2 separate regions of the Homo sapiens genome follow, and region 2 is linked to region 1. Evidence: read pairs that join two places in POLR2A ChIA-PET (ENCODE). Cell type or tissue: GM12878. All regions are shown on one strand. Links, peaks and the distances in the headings refer to the core of each region. The heading gives the core; the rest is flanking DNA. Region 1 overlaps KANSL1 (KAT8 regulatory NSL complex subunit 1). Region 2 overlaps KANSL1 (KAT8 regulatory NSL complex subunit 1).

Region 1 (9,055 bases), core at 670-8,669:
TTCCTCGGTCCCCCCCACCCCCCTTTATCCTGGAGGTCACTGGAGCATTTTCTGTGACTTATTAATAAAACTGTACTTGAGGGTGTTAGAAGCACAACTCGTAGGGGCTGGAGTTTAGTGCTCCTAGGGTCGGCAGACCGACTGCCGCGGTCCCCAAAGTTCCGAGAAATCTCTCTTCCTCCAGCCTCGCCTCCCTCCCCTCCATTCACAATCCTGGTGTTGCCATCTCCTTTGTCACGTGGCTAGCAATCATTGTGTTTTTTTGTTTGTTTTGGGGTGTGTGTTTATATTTTTAAATTGCAGCTCAGAGGAACCTTTCCTTTTCGCTTTGGAGAGATCAAAACGTTTTACTTGTTTTAGTTTTAGAGTCGGAGAACATTTTAAAATAAACGATAAAATTACATAATCTTTGCCTTGCATAATCATGATATAGTTATAGATTGCTACTGAACTTCATTTTGAAAGTCCTTTCAAGTATGGAAACTAGTACGTTAGAATATGTTTTCCATTTGTCAGGATGGTCTGTAATTTCTGTTTTCTCTGCTTTTTGGGTCAGTTAAAGGACCACTATTTACAAAGGCTTAAGTGGGTGTGTTTTCCCTTTCCCCTTTCCTATAGGCTCTACTTGGTTCCTTTTCTAGCATGCTGTCTGACCAATTTAGAAAATTTCAATTGTCTACAGGCGTTGTCAGTTAAAACTATTTTTTTAACCTATCAACAGTGAATACTTTTGAGTAGTAATTGTTTTGTGCCTAATGCTAAGTGTATTTATTAGCATTTCGGTGTTGATCTAGAAAATTTTTACTTTTAATCCTGTAGTTTTAGAAGTATGTTATTCCTTTATCTGTTTCTTTATATCAGTTTTTCCCATAATTGGGTAAACTCCTATTTTATAAAATACGAAGTACATTTCTGGTTTTTTCTACATAGGTTACTAGACATTTTTTCAATTTGAAAAAACATTTTGAATTAAGAAACTTTTTTTTTAAAGTAAATACGAAATGTGGTTCTTGAGTATGCATTGATCCTGATTTACCATGTACATTGTCAATGGTTTGGACCATTTTCTTTGCTAACAGTTACATCATGTCATGTGATATGTGCAGTGTGATGTGTAGTTCTAAAAATAAGGCAAGGTAAAAATGCTCATCCCTTGGGAATTTAAAAAATGTATTATAAATGTGGAATAACTACCTTCAGTCATGAAATTCTGAATTGGATTTCCACTAGGTTTATGCAACAAAGTGTGCCGTTCCTTCGACCTTTAGCATATTTGGTGTATTTGTTAGTACCTCATAATTTGAGGTGATTGACTTTTTATTTTTTGAACTACTTGGAGGGAAACATTAAATGTTACAAAGGTTCTTAATGTCTATATTATGGTGAAGATGGTTGTCACTGATGGCCACCTCATTTGAGTATATACCAGTGTCTGTGATTGTGACCAGTTAAAAGAATGATCAGTTAAGAATTATTAGAGCCTTTATGGTAGGGTGGGATTTTCGGTCTTTCCATCTATATGAGTCCACTGAAGTGAAGTATTTTAGAAGTTTTCTTGCATCTTTTCTGAAAGCCACGTTCAGAACATTCGTATTTGACTTTGGTGCTTTACCAACGTGAGATGTTAAATTTTTGTCTGATTTTCTTTCTTCCTGCCTACACATGTTATTTCTCTGGTTAAACCTGCAGAGCACTCTTTGTTACGTGAGTGTTTCCTGTTGAGGAAAATTCTGGAAGTTAGAAAATGAGTAGGCCTTAGTTCACTTGTGAACTCATATCAAGGTGAGAAGAAAGTGAAGTAACTATACTAAACTTTTTTCTTCACTGTCACTAAGGCTACTCTTCCATCTCTAGTAATGCTACATTGTAACCAGTGTCTCTGCGTCTTCTGTAGAGGATTGAGTTGACCACAGGTTTTAATTGCATTTTAAAGTGAATAAGAAGTTTTAGGTTTGTTCTGTTCGTTATGACCTGATTTGTGTACTCTGTAAACATAGGGGTGTTGTGGTTGTTTGAGAAGGTATTTTAGTATTGAGAGGTTCTGATTAGGCCCCTTTGCGAGTAAAGCTTAGTTACCTTGTTATATCAGGCAAGCAATTTTTTTTTTTTTTTTTTTTGAGGCAGGGTCTCGTTCTGTCGCCCATGCTGGAGTGCAGTGGTGCTATCTCAGCTCATTGCAGTCTCCGCCTCCCAGGTTCAAGCGATTCTCGTGCCTCAGCCGCCTGGGTAGCAGGGACTACAGGCATGTGCCATTGGGACTACAGGCGTGTGCCACCATGCCCAGCTAAGTTTTGTATTTTTAGTAGAGACGGGGGTTTCACCATGTTGGCCAGGCTGGTCTCGAACTCCTGACCTCAAGTGATCCACCTGCCTCGGCCTCCCAGAAGTGCCGGAATTACAGGCATGAACCACTACGCTTAGCCTAGACAAGCAATTTTTAAAATGTGCTATAAAACACCAAACTAATCCACACTGGATTTTCTAAACATAGTAAACGCCATGTTTAAAGAGTAATGCGTATTCCTTTTATGTTTTTTCAGCTTGTGGGGAGATGGGTAGGGGCTATTTTTTTCTTCTTGGTGAGTCCATTAAGACACAGAAATAAGCGACTTTCTTGCTAGATAGATGTATATAGTTTTATTGTCCCTCTCCACCCCCCAACAAAGGACCTCTCCGTTCCATTCCTTGAGTTTAGAGGGGAGGGACTAGGGTAAACTGAATAAGTGGTTGTCTGTTGATTGCCCCAGAGTAAATCTTATTGAGTGGTTTAGAGATTTTGTTTCTTTTTCATTTTAGAGACGAGGTCTCGGGGTCTCGCTGTGATTCCCAGGTTGGCGTGCACAGATGTAATCATTGTGCGCTACAGTTTAGAGTGCCTGAACTCCGGGGCTCAAGTGATCTTCCTGCCTTAGCCTCCTGAGTAGGTTGAGCAACGGGAGCATATAACCTTGCTTGTCTTTTTTTTTTTTTTTTTTTTTTTTTTTTTTTTTTTGAGACAATCTTTGCTCTGTTGCCCAGGCTGGAGTGCAGTGGCGCGATCTTGGCTCACTGCAACCTCCACCCCTAGGGTTCTAGCGATTCTCCTACCTCAGCCTCCTGCGTAGCTGGCATTACAGGTGCCCACCACCACGCCTGGCTAATTTTTTTCTATTTTTAGTATAGATGGGGTTTTGCCATGTTGGCCAGGCTGGTGTTGAACTCCGGACCTCAGGTGATCCACCCACCTCAGCCTCCCAAAGTGCTAGGATTATAAGCGTGAGCCACCGGGCCTGGCCCCTTGCTTGTCTTATTTAGAGTTTTAAAGCAGCTTTCGTTGTACTCTTTCTTCATTTTAAATGTTCCTGCCTTGAGTGATTTGATTAGTCTATGTCTTGGGAAGCGTATTTTACCTTAGTGCCTCTTTACTTACTTACCTTAAGAAAGGAGTACAGGGCAGGTTCTTAAGTAAAATGGCCCCAGACACCTGGCTTGCCTACTGTGTCAGTGCAAAGAACACTTGGATCATGTCTTTTTCCTAAAATTGGACTTCATAACTGTTTCTTGGAAGTCTGTTTTAAGACTTTTTTAGTTCTCATGTTGCTTCTGAAGATGTATGTTTAAATTACAGTTTCTATGCTGATAAGTTGCGTATATACCTCTGGGCATACTAAAAGTTGTGCAGAACAATAGTTTATATGACAAGATAAGTTTCCCTCATCAGTACTTCCCATTCCCTGAAATGTGAGATCAAAACTCAGTTGAACCACACTATGGCTGTAGAAGACAGTATGAATTAGAAAAGACAAATATCCACTGTACTAGAGTTCACCAGCGTTTGAAGGCTATCAGAAGATATAGGAGGTAAGTGATATCCTTGGGTGTCACTTGCAGATTGAGGGGAGGATTGTGGGTCATAGGAGATGACTAGTATGGCAGGGGGTAACTATTATTATTTGTTTCTTTTTTAAGCCATGTGCCTTTTAGGATGTAGAACAAAATACATAGGAGAAAATAAGCCAAAAGGTGTGATTTACCAAAATACTTGGACTCCAAAAAGAGCTGCAATATATATTTTTTTTTATTAAGCATTTTCTTGTCTTTGGTAGAATAAAGGTAAAGCTAAAATAGAGTGCGGAAACTGACTTGACCAAAGTAGAAAACACAGCTCATGTTTATGAATCAAAAACAAATGAGTTTGGGCAGTCTGAAAGAAAAAAATCAAACATTTTATATGAAGATTTTAAACCTTTATGCAAAGAGTCCCTTTAAGGTGGAAGAGACCTTTTAAATAGAGTAGACCTTCCCCATTTAGTAGCACAATGCGGCAAAATAGTTGTTTAATAAATGTTACTTTCTGCAAGCCTTGCTTTTCCAAGATTTTAAGCTGCTTCCACAGTGTTAACATTTGAAAGCCCTCTACCAGGAAATTATTTAGCTGTGTATTTTATTGTTGCTGACTGTGAACTTACCCTTTTTTTTCCTGGCTGTAATTTTTTTAGAATTAAAGTTTCTTTCCAAGATTTTGAGGGTCAGGAAATGCAAAGTGGAGGTAGATTGAGTGCAGTTTTATCTAAATGTTATTTTAAAAACTCTGGTTCTTGTAACCTGAACCAGGAATCCAAAATGAGATCTTACTCTGAATTTTAATTACAGCAGATTCTGCTCTTATTTGGAAAAAGTTGCTTGAGTGACATCAAACTTAATGGAGTCCCTCACCTTTTAATTCCTTTTTAAAAAGGGGAGAGCTTAAGGTTAGACTTGGTTAAATTCAGTTGGAAGGTAAGTATTAGGGAATAAAAAAGAGGAATAACAATTTTGTTGTTAGGATGTTAAACCAAAAATTGCTAAGAACTCATATCTAGACTTTCCTCTTGCTGCTTGTTATTTGGCCTTTGTGACTGTTTGTTAGCACCTCCACCAGAGGGTGTGAAGGGAAAGAGGCTCAAAGCTAAGTACTGTAGCTAGTTTCTGGTTTCTAGTATAGGAGAGACACTTCATAGAAATACCAGCCTGGGCTGGGTGTGGTGGCTCATGCCTGTAATCCCAGCACCTTGGGAGGCCGAGGCGGATCACCTGAGGTCAGGAGTTTGAGACCAGCCTGGCTTAACATGGTGAAACCCTGTCTCTACTAAAAAAAAAAACAGCAAAAATTAGCTGGACATGGTGGCGCATGCCTGTAGTCCCAGCTACTCAAGAGGCTGAGGCAGGAGAATTGCTTGAACCTGGAGGCGGAGGTTGTAGTGAGCCGAGATCGCACCACTGCACTCCAGCCTGGGCGACAGAGAGAGACTTCGTCTCAAAAAAAAGAAAAAAGAAATACCAGTCTGATAAGTTGAACTGTCAGGAAAGTTTCATTAAACTCTCCATATGTTACCATGGAGAACTGAAGCTCTTTGAAGACCTTAAGCATGTCTCCAAAAAATTGGACTGTATTTTTTTGCACTTAGTGATTTACTCCTTACCCCTTGCCTCCCAAGAGAATGAAAAATGGATATTAGTATTGACTTAACATTTTATTGGCATTGGAAAAATGTACTTTTAAAAGTCATTAATTGACTTTTCTCTAAAGGTATAAGGTAGGTTTCAGTGGGAACTCAGGAATTTGGCCATGGACCCTCCCAGAATAACCTGTTTCCTTTAGAATTCTTTTTTTTTTTTTTTGAGACACAGTCTCGCTCTGTGCCCCAGGCTGGAGGTGCAGTGGCGGGATCTCAGCTCACTGCAAGCTCTGCCTCCTGGGTTCATGCCATTCTCCTGCCTCAGCCTCCCGAGTAGCTGGAACTACAGGTGCCCGCCATCATGCTCAGCTAATTTTTTTTTTTTTTTGCATTTTAGTAGAGACGGGGTTTCACTGTGTTAGCCAGGATGGTCTCGATCTCCTGACCTTGTGATCCACCCGTCTCGGCCTCCCAAAGTGCTGGTATTACAGGCATGAGCCACCGCGCCCGGCCTCCTTTAGAATTCTTAAAATCTTCCAGAAGTCGCTGATTTTAGGATTGTTCAGGAGCACTTACACCAACCATTAGGGCTTGTTGGAAAGAGATATGATAAAAAGTATGATTTTTTTTTCCTCTGTCTTTTGTCAGCTAAAGAGTGGTAGGAAATTTGAATTCAGTGCTAGCATAGAAGTAGGATTAACACCATTAATAGTTTGATATATAGACATCCTTCAGAAAAAAAAGTTTTCTTGAGATGGTATCTTGCTATGTTGTCTAGGCTGGTCTTGAATTCCTGGGCTCAAGCAGTCCTCCCACCTTGACTTCTAGAGTAGCTGGTATTACAGGCATGAGCCATGGGGCCTAGCCTATCCGTGTGTGTGTGTGTGTGTGTGTGTGTGTGTGTGTGTGTGTGTATATATGTGTGTGTATATATATGTGTATATATATATGTTTAATGGGATCATACTTGTTATATGGCTTGATCTTTTTAATTAGGGTTTTTTTTTTGTATTCCAGTTCTTCAGTGAAAGCATTGTGTATACATCTTTGAGTACCTATGAGAATATTTCTGTTGAATAGATTTCTAGAAGTGCAGTTGCTGGGTAAAAGTTTGAGCAATTACATTTGTGATTTTGATGGCTATTACCTTTATAATGCTGTGTAACCACATTTAATAATAGCTTAAAAAGTGTAGTTAAAAAGTTTCCTAGTCTGGGTACAGGTGCTTGGTCAAGTAAATAACTGGAACTTGTAGTGGGTGAAGCCTATCCTAGGTTCAGTTGATGCCTCTTCTTGTTAGGTGGTTGATCACTTCAGACATCCCCATTAACGTCCTAATGGATCTTCATCTGATGGGTTTAGCATAGAATGCTCAGGTTGCTTAACGTGTGTTGGTCTGCTGTCTGCCAGGCATTGTGCTGCTTGTAGGGGACAGAGATAAAACAAGCTATAACCCTCCTTTTTTAAGAAGTACATAGTTGGCCAGGCGTGGCGGCTCATGCCTGTAATCTCAGCACTTTGGGAGGCCGAGGCTGGCGAATCACGAGGTCAGGCCAGGCCAACATGGTGGAACCCTGTCTCTACTAAAAAAGACAAAAAATTAGCTAGATGTGGTGGCGGGTGCCTGTAATCCCAGCTACTCAGGAGGCTGAGGCAGGAGAAACGCTTGAACTCAGGAGGTGGAGGTTGCAGTGAGCCAATATTGTGCCGCTGCACTCCAGCCCGGGTGACAATGAGAGGCTCTGTTTCAAAAAAAAAAAAAAAAAAAAGTACATACTCTGGGGAAGAAAGAGACAAGACAAAATTGTGAGTTTATATTGTACCATGAGCAATAGCCAGGGTGTCATGGGGGTGCAGGTAAGAGCCTAGAGGGAGGGACCCCACCTCAACCTGGGAGTAATGGGGAATACTTGAAAGAGCATGTAACCTTGAGCTGAACCGTGAAAGAGTAGCATGAGTAAAGGTGCAGGGGCATAGAAGAGCCAGGAAACATATGTTTCAGGTGGCTGCAGTGAGGACAGGCTGGAGATGAGGTCTAATGTAAAAAGGGGACAGATAATGGTGTGTGGGGAATTTGGACTCATCCTTACTCTAGAGTCAGTGAAAGATTTTAAATGGTTAGATTTAGGTTTACCCCCTCCTTTCCTTTTTTCTTCCCTTTCTAATAATCATTTTGGTAGTGGACGCTAGATTAGAGGCTTGCTGAGACAGGAAGAAGGAAGAATAGTTGGGAGATTATTACTGCCTGAATTACTATAGTACATAATGAGGTTCTGCACTAGGGCATTGGCACCAAGGATGGAATGAATGTGCCTGTCATTCTGTGTGTTGCCAACCCTCACCCTCTGTGCACCACCTCACCTTTCAAAATTCAGTCAGTATGTCATCTTTTCTAGAAGCCTTCCTTGACCCCTTCAGGTGAAATACAGTACTTTATCAAGCTAGGCTACCTTCACACCTAATTTATATTTTACTATCTTGTATCTGGCATTTAGTAGATGTTTAAATTAAATATTTATGGTAAAAAGTAAGTTGGTGATTTGAGGTCATGATTAACTCAAATAGACAATGTTGAGGAGCAGGAGGAAGTTTTGGATTTGGTGTTGGGGCAGGGAATGGGTTTTGAATATGGGATGCTTGAAGTAGTTGTATAGGCAATGCTGAATTCTACTCATTTCTTTCTTTTTGTTTTTTTGGAGACAGTCTCATTCTGTCGCCTACGCTGGAGTGCAGTGGTGCCATCTCAGCTCACTGCAGCCGCTGCCTCCCAGATTCAGGTGATTCTTGTACCTCAGCCTTCTGAATAGCTGGGATTACAGGCAAAGACGGGGTTTCGCTGTGTTGGCCAGGCTGGTCTCAAACTCCTGACCTCAAGTGATCTTCCTGCCTTGGCCTCCCAAAGTGCTGGAATTACAGGCGTGAGCCACCTCTCCCGGCCCTACTCCTTCCCTTCCTTCCCTCCCTCCTTCCTTCTTTCCCTCCTTTTCTTCTCTCACCTCCTCTCCCCTCTCCCCTGTCTCCTCTCTCCTCTCTCCTCTCTCCTCCCCTCTCCTCTTTTCCTTCTTTTGAGACAGAATCTTGCTCTGTAACCCAGGCTGGAGTGCAGTGGCGTGATAACAGCTCACTGCGACCTCCACCCGCCAGGCTCAAGTGACCCTCCCACTATGCCCAGCTAATTATTATTTTTTTAGAGACTGGGTCTCAGTGTGTTGTCTAGGCTAGTCTCAAACTCCTCCTGGGCTCAGGCGATCCTCCTGCCTTGGCCTCCCAAGGTGCTGGGCTTATAAGTGTGAGCTACCATGGTAGGCCATCATTTAAAAAAAAAAAATTAGTGTTTTTGTTTGGGTGGCTTTTTTAGATGGGGGCTATGTTGCCTAGGCTGGCCTTGAACTCCTTGCCTGAAGCCATCCTCCTGCCTCCTGAGTAACTGGAAATACAGGCGCCTGCCACTGCACCCAGCTCCTACTCATTCTTTAGGTTTCAGCCTGGATGTTCTTTTTTCTGAAAAGCATTTTCTGACTCCGCCTACTTCTCAGCCTGTATGAGGATTGCCTCCATCCCCCAAATCACACAGTAGTGTCTCTCTTTACTGCTGCTTGTCATCCTTGTATGTACTTACTGTGGTGCTTTGAATACTC
Region 2 (9,055 bases), core at 293-8,292, 50 kb after region 1:
TTGTTCTTTTTAATTCCTTTTATGAGTATACACTCTCTGATTGTCTTTTCTTATTTCGCACCCAGATTTTCTGCAGTAGCTCAGTGGAATATTTTGAGCTTAGTGTAAGATAGACCGTTTGTAAATAAATGTAAAGTATTGCATAGAAGAATTTATTTGTCTTAGACCCTTAAGCAGCCCCTATGCTCCCCCAGTGAAGTTGATTTAGATGTGTAGACAACCTTGAGGAAAGAGAAGGGCTCTTCAGCTGCTCTCCTGTCTCCAAGTTTATCTAAATCTAGGGTTCTGTGAAATGATTTAGTCTTCAGTGTGGATTTTGCTCTGTGGGATAGCCTCTGAGTGTAAATGCTTCCTGTCCTGAGACCTACTGGGTTTAATGCATTTGCTTCACCTTGTTGTGTACACTCACAGGTGGGAATATAAAAGGATTTTCAGTTCAAAGAACCAGATAAACAATTTTCAATTTAAAATGTTTAGTTCTTACATAACTTAGTTTTGTAAAGAGAAATACAAGTACTTTAGTTAATTGTTGAGTACATTGTCTTTTTTTTTTTTTAAACAAACAGGATCAATCACTGTTCTGGGAATGCTTTATCTGAATTTCTGATCCTTTATGCATCCTCAGCATTTAACACATAAAGTAGCCCTGTGTATAACTTTTTGAGGAACTGCCTGTTTTCCATTTTATATTACCATTTTGTATTACCATGAGCGATATTTGTGGGTTCCATTCTCTCCACATTCTTGCCAATGCTTCTAATTGTCTTTTTAATTATAGCCATGCTAGTCAATGTGAAGTGGTATCTCATTGTGGTTTTGATTTTAATTTCTCTAATGGCTAATGATGCTGATAATCGTTTCAGGTGCTTAATTGGTCATTTGTATATCTTCTTTGGAGATCCTTTGCTCATTTCTAAAGTTATTTGGTTTTTAAAAATTGTTGAATTGTGTTTTTTGTATATATTCTGGAGACCAGTGTCTTGTCAAATAGATGATTTTCAGATATTTTCTTCCATTCTGTGGATTGTATTCTCATTTTCTTGATTATTATTTACAGAAGTTTTAAATTTTGATATAGTCCAATTTATGTTTTTTTTTTGTTTCTTTTGCTTTTTGTGTCACAGCATAAGAAATCATTGCCTAACCCAAGTTCATGAAGAATTTACTCCTATGCTTTTTTCCAGGAGTTTCAATGCTTACATTTAAGTAGGGCTTTGATCGACTTTAAGTTAGTTTTCTGTATGGTGTGAGGTAGGAATCCAATTTTATTTTGCCTGTGGATAGTGGATATTCAGTTGTCCTTGTACCATATTTATTGTAAAGACCTTTTTTTCCCCATCATGTGTTTTACAATGTAAATTTAGTTGTGGAAACTTATTTGCAGCTTAAAATTTTTTCCGGTTGTATAGATTACATATTTTTCTTCTTTATGCTACTCTTTATTTTCCAGATATCTGCAGTAAAATTTTGGCAACAAAAATATATATGTATGTATGTGTATGTGTATATGTGCACACCAGAGTGCTAACAGTGATTATTTCTGAGGGATGGGATGGGTTGGGATGGAGGAAGGGAAGGGATTACTTTCATTTATTTTTTAATACTTTGAAATTTTATTATGAGCTTTTTTGGTGTAGTAAAAAATAGAAAAAGTTTTTGTCTCTCTGGATTATGCTAATTTACTTGAATTATTGTGGTGGCCTGTAAACCAGGACCAAAAGTATTTTTAAAAATTTTTGCCTTTTCCCTTCCCTCTCTCCTTTTTCTTTTCTTTTCTTTCCCTTCATTCCTTCCTCTTTTTTTAAGGACAGTATATTCTGAGAATGCTTTCAGTTCGTGGAGGGTTAGTTTCCAAAGTCAGGGTGCTGTTGTAGGAGAGGGACGGAAACTAACAATCAGTTAGTGCCTATTTTTGGTATTATGCTTTTATGTACGTAATAATCCTTCACATTTTTACAGTTAGGCAACAGGAGTACTAGACATAATGATTGACTTCCCGAGGTCACAAGGCTTAGTAATTGGTTAAAACAAGAAGTAGAGTCAGGTTCATATCACTCCAAAGGCTGGGTTTCCTCTGCTTCTTCGTGCTGAGTAGTACATAATAAGCAATTCATTGAATGCTTGAGTACACATGTGCACATTTAGATGGGTGAGTAGTGGCACAGGTGGAGGAAATCTGGTGGAGAAATTGATGTTAGAGAGAAATAATGGAAAATGAGTAACTTCACCTTGAGGGAACTAAAAATTTTGAATTCAGTGAGAGCAAGTATTTAATTATATTTGTCATGGTATTTAAAGCATGTTAGTCATTATATACTTTTTTTTTTTTTTTGGCCTATGAAAGATTTTAAACTTGGTTCCAAAATGTGGTCAAATGCCCTGTGAGGATGAGAAAATAATGTCAATACTATGAGTTCACTTTAATAAAGGCTAAGAGGTAAATAGACATTAGTAAATAGACATTGGTTTCCTGTGATGTCCTAGGTATTGTTTTAGATTATGGGGATAGAGCAGCAATGAAAGACTTCTGGTTTTCCATTTTTCTGCCTTCCTTTTTAATGAATTGGCACTAGTTTCTTCCTTAAAACTCAAGACTTCTTAGCAGATTAGAAATTTGTAATGGTAATAGTCTTGTGTCTGATGCCTTTAGGATTGATTCATAAGCCACTGGGGGTAGTTGAGTGAGAATAGGTTTAATGAATTCTATCACAGGATTCCTGGTTAGAGGTGAAATTTATGTGTGTCCTGTATGTATGTTACTTCATGACTTCTCCTAATATTGTGAACTGTACCTATGTTGATGGGTTACAGTGATGATCCTTTGACTCCAGTTCTTACTGTCAGGTGTGACCCTTGGATCAGGTGAGGAATACTATCTCATCTTTGTCTTGGACTTAATACTTTTAAAGTACTTTGAACCTTAGCCACGTATGTATTCACACAACTAGATGTGCTGTTGATTTACAGAACTGAAAGCCATTACAGGTGGAGTCTCTCTGATGTGAAATGTTTGGGACCAGAGGTGTTTTGGATTTTGGAATCTTTGCATTATACAGTTATCCTTCAGTATTCTTGGATGACTTGTTCCACGAACTTCCGTGGATACCAAATCTGACAGTGCTCAAATCCCTGATATAAGATGGGATAGTATTTGTGTATAACCTATGCACATCCTCCTGTATGCTTTGTCATCTCTAGATTACTTATAACACCTAATACAGTGTAAATGCTATGTAAATAGTTGTTACACTGTATTGCTTAGGGAATAATGAGAAGAAAAAGTCTGTACATATTCAGTACAGACATTGTTTTTTAAATATTTTTGCTGTTTGATTGATTGAATCCATGAATACAGAGGGTCAGCTGTACTTACCAGTTGAACATCCCAAATCTGGAAACCCAAAATGCTTCAATAAACATTACCTTTGAGTGTCATGTTGACACTCAGAAAGTTTCCTATTTTGGGAACTTTTTGGATCTTGGGTTTGGGATGCTGAACTTGTATTTGCATGTGTGGAAAGAGATCAGGAGTCAAGGCAGGAGTCAGGAAATGTGGCTTCTATTCTTGGCTAACTTGATGGTGTAGGGCAGATCACTTCACTAGCCTAAGCTGCAGTTTGCCACTGTTCACTCCTGAGGGTAGCTGGAGAGGCTTGAGAACAAATTTTAACACACTACATAGTGCAGACACCTTTTCATCTGAATTTTTCCTTTGAAGGATGAGTCATTCTTATGAAACAATTTTCTTTTTTTTTTTTTTTTGAGACAGAGTCTCGCTGTGTCGCCCAGACCTGAGTGCAGTGGCGTGATTTTGGCTCACTGCAAGCTCCACCTCCTGGGTTCACGCCATTCTCCTGCCTCAGCCTCCTGAGTAGCTGGGACTACAGGCGCCCGCCACCACGCCTGGCCAATTTTTTGTATTTTTTTTTAGTAGAGACGGGGTTTCACCATGATCTCGATCTCCTGACCTTGTGATCAGCCTGCCTTGGCCTCCCAAAGTGCTGGGATTACAGGCATGAGCTACCGCGCCCGGCGAAACAGTTTTCAAAACAGAAAGATGGAAGTGACATTATCAAATTAAGTGCACACTGAAAACTTTTATGACAATTGTATCGAGGGGGTACATGTATTTTTCAATAGATATTGATTGGCTGCTATAGTAAGGATTTTTGCTGGGCTGCGAGAATCATTTTCTAAGTTTGAGGATGCTAACTAAATCATACGTAAGTTGTATGTGATAAATATGGGGCAGAAATAGGTATGCACTCTAAAAGTAGTAATAGCTTCTGGTTTAAAGAAGTGGGAGATCATAACAAGTTGGAATATCTGGAAATATTTAAGAAAATGCTTTAGCATGAAGTATTATTTTGACTATCATTTCAGAGAATGAGGATGAATAGAGAATAAGTGAGTAGGGTAGAAAGGGACAAGGTAAGAGGGCCAAGAGGCAGAATTAAAATTAAGTCAGGGGAATAAGTGTGAATAGGAGTCTGGAAGAGATAAACAATTTTGGGGGGAAGGATTTGATGCTCTTAGTGCACTTGCTGTTTCTGTGTTATACTGTACTCCAGCTGTGCCCTACACTCACCCCAAAGAACAGCAGAAACATGTGTTCAAGAGAAGTGTTTTAATCTGGAAATAATTAGGGAATTACAATTTTTTTGAGGTTTAGCTGCTGTTTGTGGGATTCAGTTCCCAACCCTGAAAGTAAAAGTAACCATGAACATTTTGTTTTGTTTTTTAATTTATACACATTCCAGGAAATACTATTTTAGTATAAGTTGGTTCATAATGGCAGTTAAATTGCTCTTGTGTTTTGCCACCTTGGACAAAAGTGCTTTTGTCTTTCTGGTTTTCTTCTTTTGGTTTTATTTAATTTTGAACCCTGGGAAGAAGGATATGATGTAAATTTAATAAAATGAGTTTTCCTCCCTTTTTGTTTTTTCCTGAATCTTCATGGAACTTTTTTGGAAACGTGGAACCTAGGTGGGGTGGGTGACGAGAAAGGCCTGAGAAATGCCAGGAAGACATGAGGTTGGATTGGCCTTTGGGCATCCAGTCTACCTAATGTGTTTATGTCATGTATGTTACCGTTGAGGAAGTCAGTGCTGATTATGCCAAATTTCTACTTTTTCTGGATCATTTTACTCCTTAGCATTTGTAGGGGAAGACATTTATTTGAGCAGAAGAGGGTAACGATATGGTCCGTCTCTATATACTACTAAGAAGGATGATTATGGGTATGTGAACATGTGCATGCATATGTAAAATGAAACCTAATCCAAGCCTTGTGGTGAAAATACTCTGACAGGCTTCAGAGAAGTAAGAGTTTTGATCAAGGAAGGTACATCAACCTATATACCCTAGATTTTTTAAAGAATGTATAGATTAGGAATTCTCATTTTAAAATTAAGGTCTTTTTGTGACTTTTACCATGGATTATTATTTTCCCAAATACATGACCCTGTTTGATTAGCATATAGAGTTTTGACCCAGGGAGAGGATGCAGTGCCCAGCTTCTCAGTGGTTAACAGCTGTTCAGCCTAGTGCATATCAGAATTTATGTGGGTGTTGAATGATTTTTTTAAACTAGTGTAGGAACACTTGATACCTTCTCAGTAGTTATGTGCATGTTTCTGTAGTTTCCCAAGCTAATGGGAGAGATCTTCAAAATGATGAAATTTTATTGAAATCAAATAGATACATTAAGAAATGGAAATGCTGAATAGAGCCTAGTTTGCTCTACATGCTCTTTGGCAAATTGTTGGGTCACTGAGACATTTTAAGATAGCAATATAGGCCAGGTGCAGTGGCTCACACCTATAATCCAGCACTTTTGGGAGGCTGAGGCTTGAGCCCAGGAGGTTGAGACCAGCCTGGGCAACATAGCAGGCCCCTGTCGCTACCAAAAAAAAAAAAAAAAAAAAAAAAAAGCCAGGCATGGTGGGGCATGCCTGTAGTCCCAGCTACTTGGGAGGCTCGCTTGAGCCAGTAAAGTCAAGGCTGAAATGAGCCATGATTATGGCTCCGTACTCCAGTCTGGGCAACAGAGTTGAGACTCTGTCTCAAAAAAAAAAAAAAAAAAATGTATAGTTGAGGGGAAAAAAATCTGTCACCTTTAAAGTCTTGGTATAATTGAATCTTTTAGAATGTCTGCATCAAACCTGTGGATCCTTGGTTGTATCTCTCGTTAATCTGGGTAAGATGGAGAGATTTCTCATGGACTTGTGTTTGCCAACCTTCCATACTATGTTTTATGTTTTATTGTGAAATATTCAGAGAGACCAGTGCAGTGAACCTTCCCATGTGTGCATTGCCCAACTGTAACAGGCATCTACTCAGAGCTGTTCTTTTTTTTTTTATCTAGACCACCCCTTACTTGGACTATTTTGAAGCCAATTCTGTACAACATATTATTTCATCTGTAAATATTTCAGAATCTATTTCTAAAAGATAGGCTTTTTTTTTTCCCCAAGTTATTTCTCCCTGTGCTTCTTCAAAAAAGATTTGTAGTAGAGGCTGTATAGAGGGCACAAAAGAGTAGAAATTAAGCACAAGTGATACCGACTTCCAGAAGAGACTATCAGGTAGACCCAGACCCATAAGGGGACAGCAACGAGAATTCATTATTGGAAGATGTCATACTCCAACCCCTACTGGTCTCTACAAGATTTCCAGACCCCCCTACACTTTGAATACTAAAAGTACCTCAGGGTTTAGTTCTCAACATCCTCCTCTTTCCTATCTCTATTCTTCCGCCCCATCTTCTGCCCTTTTTTTTTTGGAGACCGAGTCTCACTCTGTTGCCCAGGCTGGAGTGCAGTGGCACCACCTTAGCTCACTGCAGCTTCCGCCTTCCAGATTGAAGTGATTCTCCTGCCTCAGCCTCCTGAGTAGCTGGGCTGACAGGTGCATGCCACCGTGCTCGATTAATTTTTGTATTTTTTTTTTGGTAGAGGTGGGGTTTCGCCATGTTGGCCAGGCTGGTCTTGAACTCCTGACCTCAAGTGATCCACCTGCCTCGGCCTCCCAAAGTGCTGGGATTACAGGCATGAGCCACCACACCTGGCCTCCTCGTCTTTTAAGTAACATTCATATAACAATAGTTCGTAATTTATATTTTCAGGTCAGCTCTATCTCCTTTCTGAAGTTCAGACTTTATCTGATTGTTAGTCTTGTAAATACATTATAAACGTTTAATGTGTTTATTTTTATTTATTTTTTATTTTTTGAGATGGAGTTTTGTTCTTGTTGCCCAGGCTGTAGTGCAGTGGCGCGACCTCAGCTCACTGCAACTTCCACCTCCAGGGTCCAAGCGATTCTCCCACCTCAGCCTCCCCAGTAGCTGGGATTACAGGCACCTGCCACCACGCTCAGCTAGTTTTGTATTTTTAGTAGAGACAAGGTTTCTCAATGTTGGTCAGGCTGGTCTCAAACTCCTGACCTCAGGTGATCCGCCTGCCTCAGCCTCCCAAAGTGCTGGGAGTACAGGCGTGAGCCACCACGCCAGGCCATTTAATGTGTTTGTAATGGGGCTCTTGATTCCTTCTGCTAAAACCCAGCTTATTCCACTGTACCCTTCCATCCCCATCCTTCCTCATGACAGTGTGCAGTAAGTCTAGAAGTCTTCATTCCTGTCTGGTCACTCCCATTCCTAGTCTTCTACAATACTCTCTAAAATATATCTTGGATCTGTTGATTTCACTCATCTCCACAGCCACCATCATCTCTCCTTGAACCAATATAGTAACCTAATAATTGATAATTGATATCCTTGTATTGACATTTTCCTCCAAAATCTGTTATTTTATATTGCAACTGAAGTGGTCATTTAAAAATGTATCATATCATTTCTTTGGTTAAAAAACTCCTTCATGAGTCGCGCCCCTACCCTCCACTTTCAGTTACCTGAAAGGTTTCCTTAAAATTTTTCGAATCAAACTTTTAACAACTATTTTGTAATAAAGATACCTTGTTATTGTCATTGAGCTTTTATAAATCTGGAGGCACTTTACTGAGCTGAAAACTATACAAAAGCACTAGGCTCTTGGGAGTAGAGAATAGGAAGATTGGATAGCAAATTTTCTTTCACTTATGTGGTTGCAAAATTACCTAGTCTATATCCGTATCTCCATGCCTTGACGTGTGCTTTTTCCTGCCTCATAGCTTTTTTCATAGTATGTTGTCATTTTTTCCTTTCTAGTTGGAGTGAAGAATCGTTTACCACCTGTCTTCTGAGAGTTGCTTTAAAGTGCTAATTTCTGGTTATGTTTCATGGTAAAATCATTGCAGCTAAGGTGGTATGATAGAATGAAAAGAACGATGCCCTTGGGTGGGGAAGTCTGGGCGTGTGCTTGGTATCGTTCCCTCAGAACACTCAGTGGTCCTGGTTTCAGTAAGGGTTTGGGATCACATACAACTTGGATTTGAATGTTAATTTTGCCCATTAAAAATTGAGCCGCCTTTGACAAATTACTCCATCCATCTCACACCTGAACCTCAGTTTTTCTTCTGTTAATTGGGGCCCAGCTGGGCTGTTGTGAGGACCTGATGTTAAAAATGTAAAAAGTGGTCACCCTGGTACTTGGCATATAATGGACCCTAAACAAACAGTCTCCATGATTGTGGTTTTGAGCAGGTTATTTTATCTCTTCAGGTTTCCATCTGCTTACTTTTGTTTTTTTCGAGACACGGTCTTGCTGTGTCGCCCAAGCTGGAAGTCCAGTGGTATGATGATGGCTCACTGCAGCCTCGACCTCCCAGGCTCAAGTGATCCTTCTGCCTCAGCCTCCCGAGCAGCTAGGACTATAGGCACATGCCACCATGCCTAGCTAATTCTTGTATTCTTTTCAGAGACAGGGTCTAACTATATTACGTGGTCTCAAACTCCTGGACTCAAGTGGTTCTCCCACCTCGGCCTCCCAAAATGTCGGGATTGCAGGCAAGAGCCACTGAACCTGGCCTCCATGTTCTTTATACGTAAAATTAGAGGGTTTAATTAGGGCAGCAATTCTCTAACATTAATGGTCATCACAATTACCTGGAGTGCTGTTAA

What was found. Peaks named below come from ENCODE experiments on the same cell type or tissue, not always from the same donor. Only the 100,000 strongest peaks of a DNase experiment are listed, where the experiment ranks them.
Region 2: POLR2A ChIA-PET joins it to region 1 with 10 read pairs; 23 of 35 experiments call an interaction of 5 or more read pairs at or near these places.

What each region holds. Positions count from the first base shown.
Region 1 is chr17:46,182,969-46,192,023 of GRCh38, reverse strand. The region is part of intron 1 of KANSL1 (KAT8 regulatory NSL complex subunit 1); the gene reads left to right. Among named protein-coding and RNA genes, the nearest start is that of KANSL1, 5.9 kb to the left of the region's middle. In GM12878, for the core only: no CTCF peak of the experiment used is centred there; a DNase peak (open chromatin) is centred at 4,886; H3K4me3 peaks cover 3,920 bases; H3K27ac peaks cover 1,682 bases.
Region 2 is chr17:46,132,574-46,141,628 of GRCh38, reverse strand. All of the region lies in intron 2 of KANSL1 (KAT8 regulatory NSL complex subunit 1), which reads left to right. Among named protein-coding and RNA genes, the nearest start is that of KANSL1, 56 kb to the left of the region's middle. In GM12878, for the core only: no CTCF peak of the experiment used is centred there; no DNase peak of the experiment used is centred there; H3K4me3 peaks cover 726 bases; H3K27ac peaks cover 2,474 bases.